Linked DNA regions of Homo sapiens: region 1 is linked to region 2. Evidence: read pairs that join two places in POLR2A ChIA-PET (ENCODE). Cell type or tissue: Panc1. All regions are shown on one strand. Links, peaks and the distances in the headings refer to the core of each region. The heading gives the core; the rest is flanking DNA. Region 1 overlaps AOAH (acyloxyacyl hydrolase). Region 2 overlaps ANLN (anillin, actin binding protein).

Region 1 (8,334 bases), core at 107-8,106, 100 kb before region 2:
AATAGAAGGATGCTCACTCCCCAACAAATGAGTAAAAGTGGCGTCCCACAAATGCTGAGCAAATTTTAAAGTAAGTATTAAATGCCCACCTCACGGATTTAAATAGCCACACACAAAAAATCAGAATAATGCCCTCAGAATTTCTAACCTTCCTGTGTATCAGTTGGATGAGTTGATCAAAGAAAATTATTGGCTAGATTCTGGTTAAATATCAGGGTCTGATCCCCCAAAAATGATGTCTTTGGTTTTAGAAGAGTTTGTGTATATCCCTACTTTCTATTTTTTTTTTTTTTTTTTCTCGAGACAGAGTTTCACTCTTGTTGCCCCGGCTGGAGTGCAATGGTGTGATCTCCGCTCACCGCAACCTCCGCTTCCTGGTTTCAAGTGATTCTCCTGCCTCAGCTTCCTGAGTAGCTGGGATTACAGGCATGCGCCACCACACCTGGCTAATTTTGTATTTTTAGTAGAGACGGGGCTTCTCCATGTTGGTCAGGCTGGTCTCGAACTCTCACCCTCAGGTGAGCTGCCCGCCTCAGCCTCCCAAAGTGCTGGGATTACAGGCGTGAGCCACTGCGCCCGGCCCCCTTCTTTCTAGCAGTTATTAGGTACTAGTTCTTATCATTCTCTGCACAGAATAGCATCTTACCCTTCTGATTCTGTAAACAATGGGTATATGAAAAGATGGCCATGTAAAGTATCAGGAACAAACTAAAAAGAGGAGGATCAAAGACAGCTTTGTTTTATCCCCCAGGATATATTTATCCCATCTATCAAATGACCATTCCGTCCCTGACTCTTAAAATGATCTTGGGGTTCAAAGTCTGTCAAATTGGGCCTCTATCTTGTACTTAAACAGTTTCACCTATATCTGATTATTGAAAACACAGTCAAAAGCTGAAAATCAATGTGTGCCATAATCTTATGCTATTCCTGCAAGACTTGTTCACATGCTGGTAGCCAGTGATAAAGTGGCCAAAAATGGATAGCCAGGCCTAAAGCCTGCCTATTTATCATGTATATTGAGCTGAAAAGTCCAGATTGGCAAAGTGCCATCCAAAACTATTTATTGAGTGACTACCCAGTGTCAAGTGCAGTGAGAATTCAAGAGTGAACAAGAAAATGCCCTGCCATTTAAAATTATAGTATAGAGTAGGAAAATGATGAGTAAACAGACAATTAAATATAAAGCAGTAAATGCCTCCAACTGTGCAAGTACAGAACACCACAGAGCATTATGGGGTGGGATGAGAGAGAGGGGTGTTCAAAAATGTTTTCAGGCCAGGTGTGGTGGCTCACGCCTATAATCCCAGCACTTTGGGAGGCCAAGGTGAGTGGATCACCTGAGGTCGGGAGTTCTAGACCAGCCTGACCAACATGCAGAAACCCCGTCTCTACTAAAAATACAAAATTAGCTGGGCGTGGTGGCACATGCCTGTAATCCCAGCTACTTGGGAGGCTGAGGCAGGAGAATCGCTTGAACCCAGGAAGCAGAGGTTGCAATGAGCTGAGATCATGCCATTGTACTCCAGCCTGGGCAACAAGAGCGAAACTCCATCTCAAAAAAACAAAAATGTTTTCAGAGGAGGTGATGTCAGAACAAAGACCATGAGCTAGTAGAGTGAAGGGAAGCGAAGAGGGGTTTCAGGAAGTATTCTGAGCAGAGGCAACTGCATGGGCAAAGACCTGAATATGAAAGAAAGCGTGGCATGTTGGAGGAAATAAAAGCGCTCAGTGTGGCCAGAGAGTATGACCGTGGAGTTGACAGACGGAGAAATCTACCGCGTATTAAGGAACCAGATCATGGAACATCTGTCTGGGGCTTGACCTTGATCCTGAGGGACATGGGGAGCCACTGGATGTTCTCAAGCAAGAAAGAAATAGCCCAACGTGTGTCCTAAAAAGATGCCTGTAGTAGCGGCGTGGAGGGTAATTTGGTAGGGAACCAGTCCAGAGAGACGGAGAAAAACAAAAGGAAAAGTTGTATTTTAAAAAGATTTTTTAAATGACCAAACACAGAGTTACAGGACAGCAAGGCAAGTTCTTATCAGAGATTTTATTCAAGGAATCAAAGTCAAGTGCATCCTGGAGTCAGTATAGATCCTGCCCACTCTCTTCCCACATTCTCCACAGCGGTCCCAGGCCAGTGTAAGGATGGCCCAGCATGATTCCAGATCATCGGGTGATTGAATAAAGCATCATGCTGTATTACAAGAAGCTAACTTGATGAACTCTGAAACCGCTTCTGGCTTTACTGTCTTAATACATTGGATGTATTTATATGCAACTTAACAAGAAAGTGGGCTCTGAAAGATGTTCAACTACAAAGGAAAATACCTGGAAAAGAACCTCTATTAACCAGAAGATCCCACTTAATCAGAGCACCCATTCCCTAGCATTCATCTAGAATAGATTTTATTCCACACACATGCTTAGTAGGGCAGCCGATGACCTCCTGAGCTGCCAAGGTTGTGTGAACTGGCAGGAGGAGGGTGTCTCCATCCTCCCGTACTGAGGACAAATATTGGGGTGGAGGGTATATGATAAAAGTTTCCGCTGGTAAAATGAATTAGCTTGCATCCATCTGATGGCATACCATGCACTGAATTACCCCATCTACTAAAAATACAAAAATTAGCCAGGCGTGGTGGTGCATGCCTGTAGTCCCAGCTACTCAGGAGGCTGACAGGAGAATTGCTTGAACTTGGGAGGCAGAGGTTGCAGTGAGCCAAGATTGCGTCACTGCATTCCAGCTTGGGCAACAGAGCGAGACTTCATCTCAAAAACAACAATAACAACAAACAAAACAAAACAAAAAAAAGAGATCTACCTTTAGTGACACAGAAATATGTTTATAATGTACAGCAAAGTATATAGGATAAGACTACAGACCATAGGAGCAATGATTCAACTGTATGCATTTGTCAAACTCATGGCACTGTTTACCAAAGAGAGTTCATTTTACTGTGTCTAAATTCGACTTCAATAAGAGCAGATTACAAAATGATATTCAAGAGGAATCCAGTGTGTGTGTGTGCGTGTGTGTGTGTGTGTGTGTGTGTGGGTGTGTGTGTGTGGGTGTGTGTGTGTGTTCAGATATAAAATCAGGGCCAGGCGTAGTGGATCACATCTGTAATCCTAGCACTTTGGGTGGTCGAGGCAGGCAGATCACCTGAGGCTAGGAGTTCGAGACCAGCCTGGCCATAATGGTGAAACCCCATCTCTACTAAAAATACAAAAATTAGCCAGGCATGGTGGCATGTGCCTGTAATCCCAGCTACTCAGGAGGCTGAGGCAGGAGAATCACTTGAACCTGGGAGGTGGAGGTTACAGTGAGCCGAGATCACGCCACTACACTCCAGCCTAGGTAATAGACTGAGATTCCATCTCAAAAAAAAAAAAAAAAAAAAAGATATAAAGTCAGAAAGGCTCTACACCCCATGTTAACAGAGGCTGCCTCTATTTTAATTACAGATGACTTTAATTGTGTTTTTCTCTTTTTGCTTAAGTGGGTTTTCAGTTCTTCTAGAATGAACAGGTTTTCCTTTAATATTTTAGACTATGAATAGAGAAGCATAAAAGAATATCTGTTGGAGAGGCTGAAGCAAGAGAATTGCTTGAACCTGGGAGGCGGAGCTTCCGGTGAGCCGAGATCTGGCCACTGCACTCCAGCCTGAGTGGCAGAGCAAAATCCTGTCTCAAAAGAAGAAAGGAAAGAAAGAAAGAAAGAAAGAAAGAAAGAAAGAGAGAGACACAGAAAGAAAGAGAGAGAGAGAGAGAGACAGAAAGAAAGAGAAAGAAAGAAAGAAAGAAAGAAAGAAAGAAAGAAAGAAAGAAAGAAAGAAAGAAAGACTAACATGGATAAAGAGAGGAAAGGGTAGCTGTGCCCTGCCCTGTGCAGCGCCTCGTGGAAGTTAAAACAGGAAATTGCGGTATGAGAAACCCATAGTAGATGCTCAGTAAATATTTGTCAAATGAATGAATGATTACAGTGGATCATTTTATCACAAGTCTCTAGTTTGGTGATAAGCATGCCAGTCTCATTTCAGACCCAATATTTTCTCAATGCCTGCTCATAAATATTTTATTCCTTATTAGAGTGACAACCAACTAATTGCGTTCAAACCAGTTACCAAATGCTCATATCTGAGCTCTTTCATTTTCGTTTCCCTCTTCTTGCCCTCACCCTGTCTCCTCCCTTATTAACATAGATAGGGAAATAAATGCCTTGGTACCACATAATTGTTAGAAAGAGCTTAGGTGTATCAAGTTGAAAGCCAATAACACAAAAAAGAAGAACCAGTAATTTTCCACAGACCTGGCAGCAGCCTCCTTTGTTGAGAAATGGCAGGAAAACAGCCACAAGCCCGGGCCTCTGTCTTCAAAGGTCCTGATCACTTTGTGTGAGAGATGATCCGGCCCTCCCTGGAGCACTGGCCAGCTTCGCAGGCAGCCTTTGACATGCTCCTGCTTTTAAGTGCAAAGAAGTATATGTGGGGTGTGAATGCTGTGTGCGCTTTCTGTGTGTGTGTGTGTGTGGTATCCGTGCACTTTCTGTGTGTGTGGGGGGGGTATCTGCGTGCTTTCTGTGGGGGTGTGTGTGGTATCTGTGTGCTTTCTGTGGGGGTGTGTGTGGTATCTGTGTGCTTTCTGTGGGGGTGTGTGTGGTATCTGTGTGCTTTCTGTGTGTGTGTGTGTGGTATCTGTGTGGGGGGGTGTGTGTATGTTATATGTGTATGTGGTGAGTGTGCATGTGGTGGTATCTGTGTGAGGTGTGTGTGGGGTGTGTGTAGGATGTGTGTGTGTATATAAGAGAGATGTATGTATGTGTGGTATGGGGTGTGTGGTGTGTGTGTGTGAGATGTGTGTGGTGTATCTGTGTGTGGTGTGTGTGTGATGTATCTGTGTGGTGTGTGTATGGTGTGTATGTGGCGTGTGGTGTGTGTAGTGTGTGGTGTGTGTGTGTGTGACGTATTTATGTGTTGTGTGGGGTTGTGAGGGGTGTGGTGTATGTATGCGTGATGTGTGGTGTGTGTAGTGTTTCTGTGTGTGCTGTGTGTGGGATGTGGGGGTGTGTGTGATGTATGTGTGTGGTGTGGGGTTGTGAGGGGTGTGGTGTGCATGGTGTGTGGTGTGTGTGGTGTTTCTGTATGTGGGGGGTGTGTGACGTATGTGTGTGTGGTGTGGGGTTGTAAGGGGTGTGGTGTGTGGGGGTGTGTGTGTGATGTATGTGTGTGAGGTGCGGGGTTGTGAAGGGTGTGGTGTGTGGTGTGTGTGTGGTGTTGGTGTGTGGTGTGTGGGGGGGTGTGTGATTATGTGTGTGTGGTGTGGGGTTGTGAGGGGTGTGGTGTGTGTGTGGTGTTGGTGTGTAGTGTGTGTGTGATTATGTGTGTGGTGTGGGGTTATGAGGGGTGTGGTATGTGTGTGGTGTGTGGGGGGGGTGTGATTATGTGTGTGTGGCGTGGGGTTGTGAAGGGTGTGGTGTGTGTGGTGTTTGGGGGTGTGTTTGTGATGTATGTGTGTGGTGTGGGGTTGTGAGGGGTGTGGTGTGTGGTGTGTGTGGTGTTTGTGTGTGGTGTGTGGGGGGTGTGTGTGATGTTTGTGTGTGTGGTGTGGGGTTGTGAGGGGTGTGGTGTGTGTGGTGTGTGTGTGGGGGTGTGTGATTATGTGTGTGTGGTGTGGGGTTGTGAGGGGTGTGGGGTATAGTGTGTGTGTGGTGTGTGTGTAGTGTGGGGGTGTGTGTGATGTATGTGTGTGTGGTGTGGGGTTGTAAGGGGTGTGGTGTGTGGTGTGTGTGTGGTGTTTGTGTGTGGTGTGTGGGGGGTATGTGTGATGTTTGTGTGTGTGGTGTGGGGTTGTGAGGGGTGTGGTGTGTGTGTGGGGGTGTGTGATTATGTGTGTGTGGTGTGGGATTGTGAGGGGTGTGGTGTATGTGTGTGTGGTCTCTGTGTGTTATGCGGTGGGGGAGACACTGCATGGACATGACCGAGATTACGCAGCGGGATGAGTGAAGTTCGTGTCCACCTTAGAAGGCTCAGAACACATTAAAATGCTGGGGACTTTATGCAGTGACTGGATCAGTCCTAGTTTTCTCTAACTACTAAAATCTCACAAACAGTCAGACACAGAAAGGACTTTGGATCACTTTCTGTCGCCCACTCAATGTCCAGATGAGAGGGCTGGGCCCAGAGAGGGAGTTGGCTACGCTGCCTATTAGGAAGGGGACTGTGAGCTGCCCTGTGGGGAAAAGTCAGGGATATCCCTGAGCATCCTTCCCGAACAATGTATTCCCCTCTGGCAGGCCTTCAGCAATCACATTTCTCATTGCTCAGCATTGAAAACCACTGTTGAGATGGAGCCATCTGGAGTCTGCAGGCCTGGCCAGGTCCCATTTGCTAAATGAGGGCATTGTTTGCAGAGAAAGAGCATCCTCCTCAAAGGCATATTAATGACAAGCCAGACACTGGACAACCAAGAATGGACCCAGCTAACATCATGGATAAAGGGAAACCTGACATGCGACAGCAGAACCAGAGAGTAAGCCTCAGGCTGGGAAAGCCAGAGTCGAGCCTGCTGTGTATTAAGCTAAGGATTCCTCTCTGGCACTTCAGCCAGACTCCCTGCCCTCACAGCCTGCCAGGATCCCACCCCCCACCCAGTCAGGGACCCAGCCAGCCTCCACTCCCAGGCACCTGTAGTTCCCCAAACATGCCATTCTCTCCCACAGCTCTGAGCCTTTGCACACGCCGTGTCCTCTACCATTGCAGTTTCCCCACATCATCCATCTAGGGAACTCCTAGAAAATTCATCTCAGCCGCCACCTTCTTCAGAGAGATCCCACCCCTTCCCCCACCAGACAGAAGTGACACCTCTTCCCTTTCCAGTCCCTGTGGGCTTGGTGGTGTCATTTGGCATGTCTGGTTACCTTACTAGGCTGAGACTTTCTGGAAGGAAGAACACACCACGTTCATCTCTAAAACCCAAGCCTTAGGCCTGCAGTAAATGCTAGCTGTCCACAGATAAATGAATAAGTGGATTTCTGAGAAAGTGAATTTTTAATCTATTACTGAAAAAACAAATTCCATACACTTAGCAGCTTAACACAATACACACTTATGATCTCACAGTTTCTGTGGGTCACAGCTTAACTGGGTCCTCTGCTTAGGGTCTCACAAACCAAAATCAAGGCATGGCATCCAGGCCATGTTCTCATCCGGGGACTCATCTGGGGAAGAACTGCTTTCAAACTCACTCAGGCTGTTGGCAGATTCATTCCCGTTGAGACTGCAGGACTGAGGAGCCAGCTTCAGGCTGGATGGCAACCGGGTCACCCTCAGCTCCAGCCCAGAAAGGAGAGCCTCCGAAGCCAGTCACTAGCAAGGCCAAGCCTCACGCAATGTGACACCATCGCTGAAGCAGCGTCTCCTCACCACGGCCACACTTCCTCTGTTAGAAGCAAGTGATAGGTCCCACCGCCAGCAAGGGAAGGAGGTTATACAGAGACATGGGGGTGGGAGTCATGGGGCCATCCTAGAGGCTGTCTCTGGCAGAAAGCACGTGGGAAATCTTGTTGGTAAGTGATTTGTCCTAATTTCCCTTTTCCTCGTCCTTTGGGTTCTCTCTCACAGGTGGCTTTGCTGTTGTTGGCGGATCATTTCTGGAAAAAGGTGCAGCTCCAGTGGCCCCAAATCCTGGGAAAGGAGAATCCGTTCAACCCCCAGATTAAACAGGTGTTTGGAGACCAAGGCGGGCACTGAGCCTCTCAGGAGCATGCACCCCTGGGGAGCACAGGGAGGCAGAGGCTTGGGTAAACTCATTCCACAAACCCTATGGGGGCTGCCACGTCACAGGCCCAAAGGACTCTTCTTCAGCAGCATCTTTGCAAAATGTCTTTCTCTCAATGAAGAGCATATCTGGACGACTGTGCAATGCTGTGTGCTCCCGGGATCAGTAACCCTTCCGCTGTTCCTGAAATAACCTTTCATAAAGTGCTTTGGGTGCCATTCCAAACAAGAGAGTATCTGTGCCCTTTACAGCTAATTGTTCTAAAAGGAGTTTCTAAAAACACTTAAGTCCAGCGATGTTCAGCAATTTACCCAGGGTCTTGGCATGCCAGGGGACTGATCCCCCCTGTGTTGCTGACTTCTTTAAAATGGCCGGGCGAGCTGAGCTTCCTCCTATGCAGGCGGCTGGCCAGCTGCCAAGGACTCACACAAGGGGGCAGAGCAGGCTTCATGAGGCCCCCTTGAAAAACATAACACAAAACTATAAATACAAAATTAGACATGAACTTGAATACACATTTAGAATGAGGAAAGAAATCACCACAAATTACAA
Region 2 (8,334 bases), core at 295-8,294:
CTTATGAAAAAACTTCCAATTCATACTTATTAAAGTTAAAATTGGGGTTACATCCAACAACGTAGAAATTTAGAAAGTATCTGATTCATTTTATTTAAATTACAATTACACTGTTTTTTTTTAATATGCTTCCTTAGGGCCAGGCATGGTGGCTCACACCCGTAATCCCAGCACTTTGGGAGTCCAAGGCACAAGAATCATTTGAGCCCAGGAGTGTGAGATCAGCCTAGAAAACATAGTGAGACTCCATCTCTATTTTTTTTTATAATTAAAATATTTTTTTTAAAAGCCAGGCATGGTGGCTCATGCCTGTAATCCTAGCACTTTGGGAGGCTGAGGTGGGTGGGTCACCTGAGTTCAAGAGTTTGAGACTAGCCTGACCAACATAGTGAAACCCCATCTCTACTAAAAATATAAAAATTAGCCAGGTGTGGTGGTGCATGCCTGTAATCTCAGCTACTTGGGAGGCTGAGGCAGGAGAATTGCTTGAACCCGGGAGGCAGAGGTTGCAGTCAGCCAAGATTGCGCCATTACAATCTAACTTGGGCAACAAAGAGCAAAATGCTGTCTCAAAAAAAAAAAGCTTCCTTAGCATGAAAAAACCTTGAAGAGCATAACAAATTTCCCACTACATCATTATCCAATTAATAGTTATACTTTAAGGATATTTATGAAAAACTTGTTTAAAAATAAATATTTCAGCAATATCAAATGAGTTTCCAAGTTTTCAAAAAGAGTACCTTTCCAAAAATAAACTGAATTCAAATGTGATTTACTGAGCTTCTATGCATCAGACACTATTCTGGCCACTCAGGGTTCAGAGATAAGTAAGGCTGGGCCCTTTGTCCTCACAGAGCTCACAGCCTAGTGCAAGAAACATTCCAAAGCCCCTTTCCACAAAAGTACATACCTGCATTTTCTGTTTGATATTAACTTGACAAGGAAAGGCATTATTTTTTTCATCCAGTTTTGAAGTAACATCTTCCTTCCGAACAATCACCTGCTTTATTGATGGACGTTCTGTTTCTTTGAATCTTTGAGATCTATATGCATCAATGCTTCAAGAGGTAAGTTACACTCTATTAGAAATCCAGCAACACACTGAGCACTATCCTTTATTGAACATATCAGCAGAATTTGACACTGATATTGAACATGTCAGCAGAACATTTCACAACAGAATGGAACTCTCATTTGGTGAAAGAGAGGCTAACAAAAGTTATTCCAAACTTTTATACAGATGAGTTATTAATAACATTATAATTACAAATTATAACACGACTTATGTCAATCTAAACCATGACCCTTAGTGAGTGAATGCCTTCCAGAAATGTTCTTACCTGTAAAGAAGATCACGATCTTCAGAACCAAGGCTATCACCAGATTCAGCTCGAGGGACACGAGTTCTTTGGAATTTTCCTGGTTTTGGACTTTCATCACTTCTGCTGGTGTCTTTCAATTCCAGTCTAGGTGTGGACACTAAACTCTGTGGGAAAACGCATCAGATATTAACATTGATCCTAAATGATAATTCATTTTATTCTGTGAAAATCAATGAATTCTCCATTAATATTAAGAAAAAAATCCAGTAAGCTGATTGATTCATCATAAAAACAAAGCAAACTAAGTTCCTAACACATAAAAGAATAAATAAAACTACAAAGACAGCTGAAACTTATACTTCAAAAAAAAAATTCTAGTTGAATCAATCCCCAGAGCTGCAGTTATTCAATTGAGGGTGAAAGCTAATAACAGCAGTTAGCTGTAACTAAATGTTAGTTACATGTGTTTGGAGCTAACTACCGATATACTAATACAACAATGTTCACATCAACTCCACTATATAGGTATTATTAATAACCTCGTTTAACATAAGAGGAAATGGTGGCATAGAGAGCTTAAATAACCTGACCAATAAACAGTCAGCAAATGGCAGAGTCAAAAGCTGAGCCCAAATGCCTGGCCTTTTAAGCCATGTTACTCTTTGGATTTCATCTAAGGTCAAAAGGAAACCACTCAAGAGTTTTAAGGTTTCTTTTAAGAGAACAGACAACAGGTCTGCAAAATTCCCTTGGCTACTGAGCCAAATGTCCATCTGTCAACAAAAGAAAGGGGAGATACGAATACTACTTAGTTTACTTATGTCCTGGGCCTGTTTAGTTAGCCTTTTCTTACCTCTGGACTTACCACACCAACTGTTTGTGCCAATGGTGCAAGTAAAGACATTGAGGAGATATTCAGTGCATCTTCCTGTTCTTCGCTGCTTTCTGCTAATGCTTGATCCATCTCCTCTTGGCTCTTCTCCATATCTAGTTCACCTTCCTCTAGGACATCACTGAAGAGGTCATTAATTACTTTCGAACTATTGATATCATCATCATCCACACTCATCTCAATTTCACGTATCACTTCTGAAAAATATTTCAATAGGTGGACACTGTGACTCAGATATTTAAGAATTAAAGGCATAACAAAGAAAATTTAATATTCATATTCTTACTAAATAGGAAAAAATGCCTTAAAAAAAAGCACCTCCTAAAAAGAAAAATAAGAAAATACTACTAATAAATGAAACCAAGAAAATCTTCAGCTTCAATAACACTTTCTAAGAAATGAATATTGGTAATCCCAGCACTTTGGGAGGCCAAGGTGGGCAGATCAACTGAGGTCAGGAGTTCAAGACAAGTCTGGCCAACATGGCAAAGCCCAGTCTCTACTAAAAATACAAAAAAAATTAGCCAGGCGTGGTGATAGGTGCCTGTAATCCCAGCTACTCAGGAGGCTGAGGCAGGAGAATCACTTGAACCCAGGAGGCAGAGGTTGCAGTGAGCCCAGATTGTGCCATTGCGCTCTAGCCTGGGGGACAAGAGTGAAACTCTGTCTGAGACAAAAAAAAAAAAGAAAAAAGAAAAAGAAAAAGAAATGAATATTGGGTCTATCAAAACTGATTCAATACCTTGGGTTTAAGTAAAAGCATTAAGAACTCAAATGTAGAATAATAGCCAAAGACTTCAGACTTTCAAAAAATATTCTCTCAAATGACTTTTTCTATCGTTGAGAGCTACCCTTTCACACAGCAGTCAATAATAGGAAAATATTAATGTCACTTAGGGCAGGGTTCGATAATAACCTTCAGGGGCTGCTAACACCTTGTGGTATTATGATATATACTGGTTTTCGTCCACAGTTCCTAGCTCATAACTGCTGTATCCCTAGTTACTGTCTTTCGTTATAATGTTGGGTGCATTAGGCCTCACAGGAAACAGAACTCTCCTGCCATCCTTTCACCTGCCCCACGGCAGGACTCTAATCTTCTCCTATCTTTCTCATTGTGGTTCTTAAGACGACCCCCACACCCACCTCACCCCTCACCAGAGAGGATCCAGCCTCATACCCTGGGGGAGGGAATGCTGACTTTATGAAGCTTCCACTGAAACCCAAGAGAACTGGGTTCAGGGAGCTTCTGGATAACTGAACACGTGGAGGTTCCTGGAGGGTGGCGCCCCAGGGAAGGCAATGGAAGCTCCATGCCCCTTTCCGTATACCTCACCCATATCCTTTAAAATAAAGCAGTAAACGTAAGTATTTCCCAGAGTTCTGTGAGCCAATTAATCCAAGCTAAAGAGGGGGTCACAGAAACCTCAGCTTGAAGCTGGTCGGTTAGAAGTTTGAGAGCCCTGGGCCAGGTATGGTGGCTCACGCCTGTAATCCCAGCACTTTGGGAGGCCAAGGCAGGCAGATCACGAGGTCAGGAGTTCCAGACCAGCCTGGCCAATATGGTGAAACCCCCTCTCTACTAAAAATACAAAAATTAGCTGGGTGTGGGGGCAGCGCCTGTAGTCCCAGCTACTCAGGAGGCTGAGGCAGAAGAATCGCTTGAACCTGGGAGGTGGAGGTTGCAGTGAGCCAAGATCGTGCCACTGCACTCTAGTCTGGGCGACAGAGTGAGACTGTCTCAAAAAAAAAAAAAAAAAAAAAAAGGAAGTTTGAGAGGCCTGGACTTGCACTTGCAACTGGTATCTGAAGGAGAGGAGGCAGTCTTGGGGACTGAGTCCCCAACCTGTGGGATCTGACACTACTTCCATGTAGCTAGTGTCAGAATTGAATTGAATTGAACTGGTCACAAAAGTCTTCTGTGTTGATGATTGTTGTGGTGGTATGAAAACAGAGGAAAACATAATCCCAGAGAGTTTTTCCCTGAAACACCCCTCTACCAGTACAGAGCGTGGGAGGGCAGCAACTTTCCTATCCCTGTCAAAGTCAGTGAGGGTCTTAACCACACTTTCACAGGTGCCTGTGAGCTAGCAGTAACTGTTAACAGTACCACATCTTGGTAGAAGCTACAGTGTATTCTGATTTAATTTAAAAAGCAGAGATACTCTCAATTTGAATATGTGCTTCTATCAATATATTATTTCCTATAGTATGTGCAAAGTTAATAATAAATAAAGAATAAAAACCAACCAATTTTCTGCTCAACCTTTGGGTCTGATGTTACTTTTAAGGATTTGTCCTCTTCTAAAAACAATGTTATTTTCAAAGGGCTAGATTTCGTCATTTCGCATTCAGTGAAACCTAAAAATGTTTAAGAAAGACCATATTAATATATATAAGAACCTATAATTTTCTAATTATGGAATCTTGTGTGTGTTTTTTTTTTCTGATTATAAAACTATGTATTCGTTTTAAAATATCCAAACCCAGAAATGTATAGAAACACCCCTCCCTGAACACCTGTCCTCTCTTAACCCATTTATGCTGGAGGTTGCAAATTTATTTTGTGAAAAATCAGTTCTTGGTGACAACCTTGAGCAGGAGGACATAAGTAACTCCCATAAGCTTAGCGTTCCAATAATGGAACACTAGGCATAAATGCATTAACTTTTCCCCCACCGAGAGAGAAATGGGACAGCAATATTACCAGGTTATTGTTTGTTTTTCCAGTTTCCCCCAAGGTGTGCATATTTACATATCATTTTGTTTTGTTTTGTGATCATACCATACATACCACTACTCTGCAATTTGTTTTTTACTTTAAAAACAAAGTGCCAATAAAATTACTCAAAAACTAGGAATAGAAGGAAGGTACACAACGTAACAAAGGCCATATATGAAAAGCCCTCAGCTAACATTACACTCAACAGTGAAGGATTAAAAGCTTTTCCTTTAAGATGAGGAACAAGACAAAGATGCCTGTTTTAATGACTTCTATTCAACACAGCATTGAAAGTCCTAGCCAGAGCAATTATATAAGAAAATAAAAGGCACCTGAATTAGAAAAGGAGTAAAATTATCTCTATTCACAGATCACAGGATCTTACATGTAGAAAACCCTGGGCTGGGCGCAGTGGCTGACCCCTGTAATCCCAGTACTTTGGGAGGCCAAGGCAAGCAGATCACGAGGTCAGGAGTTTGAGAACAGCTTGGCCAACATGGTGAAACCCCATCTCTACTAAAAATACAAAAATTAGCTGGGCATGGTGGCAGGCGCCTGTAATCCCAGCTACTCGGGAGGCTGAGGCAGGAAAATCGTTTGAACCCGGGAGGTGAGGGTTGCAGTGAGCCAAGAGATCACACCATTGCACTCCAGCATGGGCAACAGGGCAAGAATCCATCTCAAAGAAAAGTGAAAAAAGAAAGAAAACCCTAAAGATTCCCCCCAAAAAACGTTAGAACAAACAAATCCAGCAAAGTTACAGAATACAAAATCAACACACAAACATCATTTGAGTTTCTACATACTAACCATGAACAATCTGGAAACACTGACCTTTAGGTTCTGTACTAGAATTTTTGGCTGGTATCTGGTTTTCGGTCACCTTTTCTGTTACTGGAAGTGACTGAGTTTTTGAAACACCTTGGTGTTTTTTGAGGGGAGTGCTCTGACAGTGAGTTTCCTGCAAAAAGCGAATGAAAAGTAAATTTTATTTCTCAAAACTATATATTTTATCTTTCTATGTTATTAAATGAAACAAGATTATTATTAAATATTATTCTGTATAAGTTTCCTTAGAACCAAAGAGATAGTGTATGTGAATAGGCCCAGCCTTGTTCAGAACACGACAAACCCTCAGTGCTAGTTCACATTCTTGGTAATTCTCAGTATGTAAAAATTTTTTTGGAGAGGAGGTGGCAAGAAAGAATGAAAATTCATATCAGGGCTCAGTTTTAGATAAGCCAATCAAAGTGAAAGCCTCTCCTTGAAGTCTGGGTATTTGGTAGAATAAAATAAAATAAAATAAAATAAAATAACAATAAAAAAACAAAGTGAAAGCCACACAAAGGGAAAAACACCCACCCCTATGTCACTTATCTCAACCCACACCTATAACATCTGGTGACAGCTCCTACACATCAGGATTCCATTTAATTATCAGTTACCCGGAGGGTAAGAGCAAGAGAAAACAAGGACAAAACAGATCAGAAGGTAAGGAAAGAAGAGAAGAGAAGAAAACATTCCCTCGTCTGAGTCTTTTTATTCATTAGCAAGGTTATTTAAGAGGAACATTCACTATTTTGTATGTTTAAAGACTTTATATTGTTGTACAGATTATTTCAGCAAAGAAATAAAAGAAGACTTTATGAATGAAGTCATAGTAGAAATAATCAAATAAGAGTAAAATAAAGGCAGCTAATACTTATACAGAGCTCAATATGTGCCAGCCACCTTTCTAAGCACCTTATATCTATTGCCTCACCTAATCTTCTCAATAACCCTCTATGTTAGGTACTAGTATCTCCATTTTACAGATGAGAGAACTGAGACACAAAAAAGTTAAGTATCTTGCACACAGTTAGTGACTGGCAGAGCCAGTATACAAACCCAGGTACTCTTGTTCCAGGTCTAGTTCCAGACTTTATTGTCTCTCAAGTTAGAAGCAGCTTTGGTTGTGTAAAAACAATGTAATTAGCATGCAGATGAGTGGATTAAAAAATACATAAAAATTTTTTAAAAACACAAAAAGCAAAGTAAACGATCAAATGGTTCCACTATAAAATCTACGGTCTCATATCTCATCTAAGCCTCAATACTACCCCCTATTCTTCCTATGTCTGAGTCAGCTCTCTCTTCTTTCCTCCATACAGTATTTCCCCTGTCACCTTCCCTTTCCTAAGGATGAATAAAACAGGAGCTTTCAGAAGAAAGTCCATCAGTTTTTGCTATCCTAACTCTAAGACTACCATCACCCCTACATGCTACTTTCCTCCTTCCTTTTCGTCACACAGGAGATTGTCCTCATCAGTTCTGTTCCCTTCACTGTGCGGAGTTCATCCATTCTCACCTCATCCCATCAATTATCACCCCTTATCCCATCACACAAATTGACTTAGGTCTCAGAAAGGACAAAACACATACAAATCATACTTTTCTTCATCTCTTCTAGCCACTACCTCCTTTATCACCTCCATTAGGACCAAACTAAGAAATGCCTGCACTCACTGGCTCTGCTCCTCTTGCCCGTTCCCTCCTCGACACAGCACCACCTGCACGCCACCCTCACCTCTTCACTAACACTGCTCTTGCCACGTTACAGCAAACTTCTTGCTTCAAAACCCAGTAGATTTGGCTTAACCCACATTTGAAACGTAACAATACCAACCATGCCTTCCTTCTCGAAAGTTTTCTTTCTTCCCTTGACTTTATTTCCTTTTTTTTTTTTGAGACGGAGTCTCACTCCATTGCCCAGACTGGAGTGCAGTGGTGCGATCTCGGCTCACTGCAACCTCCGACTCCCAGGTTCAAGAGATTCTCCCGCCTCAGCCTCCTGAGTAGCTGAGATTACAGGCACCCGCCACCAGGCCTGGCTAATTTTTTTTGTATTTTTAGTACAGATAGGGTTTCACCATGTTGGCCAGGTTGGTCTCAAACTCCTGACTTCAAGTGATCCACCTGCCTCAGTCTCCTAAAGTGCTGGGATTACAGGCGGGAGCCACCACGCCGAGCCCCTTGACTTTAAAGACACTGCCTTCAACTACATTTTCCTCCTAGCTCTTTGGCTGCTTAGTCTGTGGAGACCACAGATGAGTGCTCTGCACTGTTACTGTGTTCAGAATTTTGTTTACATGCATATGTGCAACTTTCTGGGAGGAATTTCACAGGTTTATTGGGAATTATTTAGTACAAAATAGTTTAAGAACCCTGCTCTATACTTTCTAGAGACACTGGCAGAAAGCCATGAGAATATGATACACTGGCAACCAAGTAAAGAAGGCGCTCCCAACAGAAGAGTGATCGACAATGTCAAATGCTACTAATCAACTGAAAATTGATTAGTAGGTGAAGATCACTGACAAACGTGATTAGGATACTGAGTCGTGGAAGGAGTGGTGGCA

The links. Peaks named below come from ENCODE experiments on the same cell type or tissue, not always from the same donor. Only the 100,000 strongest peaks of a DNase experiment are listed, where the experiment ranks them.
Region 1: POLR2A ChIA-PET joins it to region 2 with 27 read pairs; 2 of 35 experiments call an interaction of 5 or more read pairs at or near these places.

The regions. Positions count from the first base shown.
Region 1 is chr7:36,512,672-36,521,005 of GRCh38, reverse strand. It overlaps AOAH (acyloxyacyl hydrolase), which reads left to right. Exons shown (of 21, transcript NM_001637.4): 21 at 7,626-8,065. The coding sequence ends at 7,754. Among named protein-coding and RNA genes, the nearest start is that of AOAH-IT1, 83 kb to the left of the region's middle. In Panc1, for the core only: no CTCF peak of the experiment used is centred there; no DNase peak of the experiment used is centred there; H3K4me3 peaks cover 419 bases; H3K27ac peaks cover 3,479 bases.
Region 2 is chr7:36,413,321-36,421,654 of GRCh38, reverse strand. ANLN (anillin, actin binding protein) reads right to left here. Exons shown (of 24, transcript NM_018685.5): 8 at 5,771-5,897; 9 at 4,465-4,575; 10 at 2,176-2,411; 11 at 1,341-1,486; 12 at 911-1,058. Among named protein-coding and RNA genes, the nearest start is that of ANLN, 28 kb to the right of the region's middle. In Panc1, for the core only: no CTCF peak of the experiment used is centred there; no DNase peak of the experiment used is centred there.